Linked DNA regions of Homo sapiens: region 1 is linked to region 2. A link is an interaction called in ENCODE POLR2A ChIA-PET data of the cell type or tissue named here. Cell type or tissue: MCF 10A. All regions are shown on one strand. Each heading gives the region's core, and the rest is flanking DNA. Links, peaks and the distances in the headings are about the cores only. Region 1 has its middle 18 kb from the start of RERE. Region 2 has its middle 11 kb from the start of ENO1-AS1.

Evidence for each region. ChIA-PET counts read pairs that join two places held together with the same protein. Peaks named below come from ENCODE experiments on the same cell type or tissue, not always from the same donor. Only the 100,000 strongest peaks of a DNase experiment are listed, where the experiment ranks them.
Region 1: POLR2A ChIA-PET joins it to region 2 with 5 read pairs; 14 of 35 experiments call an interaction of 5 or more read pairs at or near these places.

The regions. Positions count from the first base shown.
Region 1 is chr1:8,833,832-8,836,741 of GRCh38, forward strand. No RefSeq gene overlaps it. Among named protein-coding and RNA genes, the nearest start is that of RERE, 18 kb to the left of the region's middle. In MCF 10A, for the core only: no CTCF peak of the experiment used is centred there; no DNase peak of the experiment used is centred there.
Region 2 is chr1:8,888,596-8,891,505 of GRCh38, forward strand. No RefSeq gene overlaps it. Among named protein-coding and RNA genes, the nearest start is that of ENO1-AS1, 11 kb to the left of the region's middle. In MCF 10A, for the core only: no CTCF peak of the experiment used is centred there; DNase peaks (open chromatin) are centred at 716, 966, 1,536 and 1,856.

The sequences.
Region 1 (2,910 bases), core at 174-2,673, 55 kb before region 2:
CCAGCACTTTGGGAGGCAGAGGCAGGCAGATCACGAGGTCAAGAGATCGAGACCATCCTGGCAAACACAGTGAAACCCCGTCTCTACTAAAAATATTTTTTAAAAAAATTAGCCAGGCATGGTGGCAGGCACCTGTAGTCCCAGCTACTCAGAAGGCTGAGGCAGGAGAATGGTATGAACCTGGGAGGTGGAGCTTGCAGTGAGCCGAGATCGCGCCACTGCACTCCAGCCTGGGGGACAGATCAAGACTCCATCTCAAAAAAAAAAAAAACATACTAAACAATGCCATATGTACTCTATGGATATATATAAGTACACACATCTTCTCTAAGAAGAGTGAAACCAACTTCAGGATCAGTTACCTCTGGGGAGGGTGGCAGGAAGGCAATGTGAGAAGAATCTTTTTTTTTTTTTTTTTTTGAGACAGTCTTGCCCTGTCTCAATGGCACAATCTCGGCTCACTGCAAACTCCACCTCCTGGGTTCAAGTGATTCTCCTGTCTCAGGCTCCCAAGTAGCTGGGACTACAGGCACACGACACCACACCTAGCTAATTTTTGTATTTTTAGTAGAGATAGGGTTTCACCATATTGGTCAGGCTGGTCTCGAACTCCTGACCTGAGGTGATCCACCCACCTCAGCCTCCCAAAGTGCTGGGATTACAGGCGTGAGCCACTGTGCCTGGCCGAGAAGAATCTTTTGGCTGTAGTTGTAATATCTTATTTATTTATTTTTTGAGATGGAGTCTCGCTCTGTCACCCAGGCTAGAGTGCAGTGGCACGATCTTGGCTCACTGCAAACTCCGCCTCCCAGGTTCAAGGAATTCTCCTGCCTCAGCCTCCCGAGTAGCTGGACTACAGGCATGTGCCACCATGCCCGGCTAACTTTTTATTTTTAGTAGAGATGAGGGTTCACCATCTTGGCCAGGCTGGTCTCAAACTCCTGACCTTGTGATCCGCCCGCCTCAGCCTCCCAAAGTGCTGGGATTTCAGGCGTGAGCCACCACGCCCAGCCTTATTTATTATTTTTGAGACAGTGTCTCACTCTGTCACCCAGGCTGGGGTGCAGTGGTGCAATCTCATTTCAGTGCAGCCTCACCTAACTGGCTCAGGTGATCCTCTCACCTCAGCCTCCTGGGTAGCTGGGATTACAGGCATGCACCACCACACCCAGCCATATTTTATTTATTTAGAAACTATCTCAGGCTGGGCACAGTGACTCATGCCTGTAATCCCAGCATTTTGAGAGGTGGAGGTGGGCAGATTGCTTGAGCTCAGGAGTTCGAGACCAGCCTGGGCAACATAGAAACCCCATCTCTACAAAAAATAGAAAAACTAGGCCGGGTGCGGTGGCTCACGCCTGTAATCCCGGCACTTTGGGAGGCCAAGACAGGTGGATCACCTGAGGTCAGGAGTTTGAGACCAGCCTGACCAACATGGTGAAACCCCATCTCTACTAAAAATACAAAATTAGCAAGGCATGGTGGTGGGTGCCTGTAGTCCCAGCTACTTGGGAGGCTGAGGCAGGAGAATCACTTGAACCTGGGAGGCGGAGGTTGCAGTGAGCTGAGATCGTGCCATTGCACTACAGCCTAGGTGACAAGAGCAAAACTCCATCTCAAAAACAAAAAAAAAAATTTTTTTTTAATTAGCCGTGTGTGGTGGTACACGCCTGTGATCTCAGCTACTCGGGAGGTAGACGTGGGAAGATCTCTTGAGCCCAGGAGTTTAAGGCTGAAGTGAGCCATGATCTTACCACTGAGCTCCAGCCTGGGAGACAGAGTAAAAAAAAGAGTGTCGTCCACGTTTATTTTTAAATTTTTTCTTTTTTTTTGAGACGGAGTTTCACTCTTGTTGCCCGGGCTAGAGTGGAATGGCGCGATCTCAGCTCACTGCAGCCTCCACCTCCTGGGTTCAAGTGATTCTCTTGCCTCAGCCTCCTGAGTAGCTGGGATTATAGGCACCCACCGCCACCCCCAGCTAATTTTTTGTATTTTCAGTAGAAATGGGGTTTCATCATGTTGGCCAGGCTAGTCTCAAACTCCTGACCTCAGGTGATCCACCCACCTCGGCCTCCTGAACTGCTGGGATTATTGGCGTGAGCCACCAAGCCTGGCCTTTAAATTTTTTTTTAACAGACAGGGTCTCACTGTGTTGTTGAGGCTTGAGTGGTGCACATTTTAAGAAAAAAAGGCGTAAGTAACTTTGTTTCCCAACGTCTAAGGCAAGGTTTCTGATTCTGATTCCAGGGATTCCTCAAGTGCCCATAAACCCCTGGAAATTATGTAAAAGGAATGCGAGGGTGTCTATGTATATCTGTGTATGTGTGTGCACACGGGTGTCAGCACGTGACATGCACATTTTTTGGGGAGTTAGAGCCACAGCACTTGATGGGGTTTCAAAGGGAGTCCATGTCTCAGAAGATGGCTACAAACCACTGCTCTGAAGGCAAGGTCATCCAGGGAATGGCTGCTTAGAGCTTTCCTCTCTCCACGGTGTGCGGACTTGGGAATCTGGCCGCTCCTTTTTCTGCTCACAGGCTGTCTTTCTGCATGCTTTCCACTGATGCGAGGGTGGGGACTTCTCTCAGCCCGAACCGTTTGCTCCACTGTCTCATGACATGAAAACAAATGTGCACGAAACAGCCCATTCATTAAAAGAATCATGCGAAGAATGACCTCCGCCTGCAGTAGTCATCAAATAACAGAATAATTCAGGGCTGGAGGGGTAGGGAGGGGACATCAAGATGCAGAGATCTCATTTGTCTTTTCATTCTGGCAGTTTGGCTCAGAATGACCAAATGTTCATAGAAATATGAACCCTGTAACGACGGCATTTAAAACTCCAAATATTTTAATCCTTGAACATATATGGGATGCATTGTGTTGGACTAACTTCAGATCTGGGTAACT
Region 2 (2,910 bases), core at 258-2,757:
ACTCGGGAGGCTGAGGCAGGAGAATTGCTTGAACCTGGGAGGCGGAGGTTGCAGTGAGCCGAGATCACGCCATTGCACTCCAGGCTGGGCAACAAGAGTGAAACTCCATCTCAAAAAATAAAAAAATAGGCTGGGCATGGTGGCTCACGCCTGTAATCCCAGCACTTTGGGAGGTCGAGGTGGGCAGATCACAAGGTCAGGAGATCGAGACCATCCTGGCTAACACAGGGAAACCCCGTCTCTACTAAAAACACAAAAAATTAGCCGGGCGTGGTGGCGTGTGCCTGTAGTCCCAGCTACTCGGGAGGCTGAGGCAGGAGAATGGCGTGAACCCGGGAGGCGGAGCTTGTAGTGAGCCGAGTTCGCACCACTGCACTCCAGCCTGGGTGACAGAGCGAGACTGTCTCAAAAAAAAAAAAAATAATAATAATAAAAAGTAAAACAAAACAAACAAATGAATAAAAGGATCACTCAGAGTGTGGTTGCTCACACATGTAATCTCAGCACTTTGGGAAGCTGAGGGAGGATCCTTTGAGTCCAGGAGTTTGAGACCAGCCTAGGCAACATAGTGAGACCCCATCTTGTGTCTACAAGAGTTTAAAATGTTAGCCGGGCATGGTGGCATGCACCTATAGTCCTAGCTGCTCAGAAGCCTGAGGCAGGACAAATACTTGAGCCCAGGAGGTTGAGGCTGCAGTGAGCGGTGATTGCGCCATTGCACTCTGGTCTGGGCAACAGAACGAGAGGCTGCCTCAAAAACATAATAAAAGAAAGAGAATCACGTCCAGTGTGAAGTTCGTACTCTGGGGAAGGGTCCTTGGTTCTAAGTAACAAGGACACATAGGGCCCCTCTTAGGGAAGCAGGATGTGAGGGACACAGGAACACACCTCCCCAAGTCCCCGTAGGAAGAGAGCAGACTTGAGATCTGAACTCCACTTACTGAAGGACTATTATGCAATAAAGGGAATAGACCTAGTCTTTGTGGCTCCAGAGATGAGGACGACTACAGAGAGCATTCCCAGGGAGGCCGAGGGCATCTCAGTTTCAGAGAAGAAACCATTTCCAAGATGACATGGTGTTTCCATGTCATCTTGGTTCAGGAGGGGCTGTTCTGGAGAGGCTGGGGGCCCTCTGTAGGAGGGTCTGGAGAATTCCAACATCTGAAGGCTGCAGTTCGGGGCTTTACCGTAAACACACACACACACACACACAATATACACACACTATATATATGCATATATGTATGCATATATGTATAATATATATTTAAAGCAAACTAAACTTACTTTCCATTCGTTTAAGATCTTTAGAATATCTCTGAGATTATTTGTGAAACCTCAAGATTAAAAAAATAACAACGACAAGAAACAAGGCTAAGAATCAACATCCCAGGCTCCTGCCTCTTATTCTATTAACCACAGAAATTAAGTTCCGCAAAGACAAAGATGCTTCTGTTACTTCCCAATTAGTCTGCCCTGTTTGGACACAGTCCCAGACCTCATACCCCGGAGCCTACGCACGGACTCCTGGCAAGAGAGGCGCCATCCCAGGCCCAGTGCCAGGGCTCCTCTCTCGGTCCTGTCCTCAGGGTGTCCTTGGGCTCCTTCTGGACAGAGGCTCTTCCCTCTCCTGCCAGGTCCTCAGATCCGAACTCCCTAAGCAGGGGCTTATGTCTTGCCAGTGCTTCTTGTTTTTCTTTTTCTTTTTTTTTTTTTTGAGACGGAGTCTCGCTCTCTCAAAAAAAAAAAAAAAAAAATCAAATGGGAACACTTCAGCTATGACAGGAAATATCTTCTCTATTTACATAGGGCATATGCCGAGTACATGATTTTGTAACTTTATTTCATCCTCTTCATTTACCTAGGGTGTATACCAAGTAACCAATGGAAACCTCTAGAGGGTATTTAAACCCCAGAAAATTCTGTAACAGGGCTTTTGAGCCCTTATGCTCAGCCTGCTCCCACCCTGTGAGTACTTTCTTTCTTTTTTTTTTTTTTGAGACTGAGTCTCGCTCTATCGCCCAGGCTGGAATGCAGTGGTGCGATCTCAGCTCACTGCAGTCTCCGCCTCCCAGGTTCATGCCATTCTCCTGCCTCAGCCTTCCGAGCAGCTGGGATTATAGGTGCCCGCCACCACGCCTGGCAAATTTTTTGTATTTTTAGTAGAGATGGGGTTTCACCATGTTAGCCAGGATGGTCTCGATCTCCTGACCCCAAGTGATCTGCCCGCCTCGGCCTCCCAAAGTGCTGGGATTACAGATGTGAGCCACCATGCTCTGCCTTCTACAAAAATTTTTAAAAATTAGTGGGACATGGTGGCATGCACCCATAGTCCCAGCTACTCTGGAGGCTGAGAGAGGAGGCTCATTGGAGCTGGGGAGGCCAAGGCTGCAACAGTAAGCTATGATGGTGCCACTGCACTCCAGCCTGGGTGACAGAGTGAGACCCTGCCTTAAACAAACAAACAAATTGCACCTACTTTTTTTTTTTTTTTTGAGAAGGAGTTTCGCTCTTGTTGCCCCAGGCTGGATGCAATGGTGTGATCTCAGCTCACTGCAACCTCCACCTCCCAGGTTCAAGCAATTCTCCTGCCTCAGCCTCCTGAGTAGCTGGGATTACAGGCATGCGCCACCACGCCCGGCTAATTTTGTATTTTTAGTAGAGATGGGGTTCCTCCATGTTGGTCAGGCTGGTCTCGAACTCCCGACCTCAGGTGATCCACCCACCTCGGCCTCCCAAAGTGCTGGGATTACAGGCGTGAGCCACTGTGCCTGGCCCTGCACCTACATTTTAACAGAATTCAGGCCCCTCCCATAATCCTAATCTTGTGGACTTTCATTAGTTTTGCAAAGGTGGTCAAAGGTGGTTTTCTGTCCGTGAGCAAGAAGGGGGTTAGTTTTAGAGAGGGAC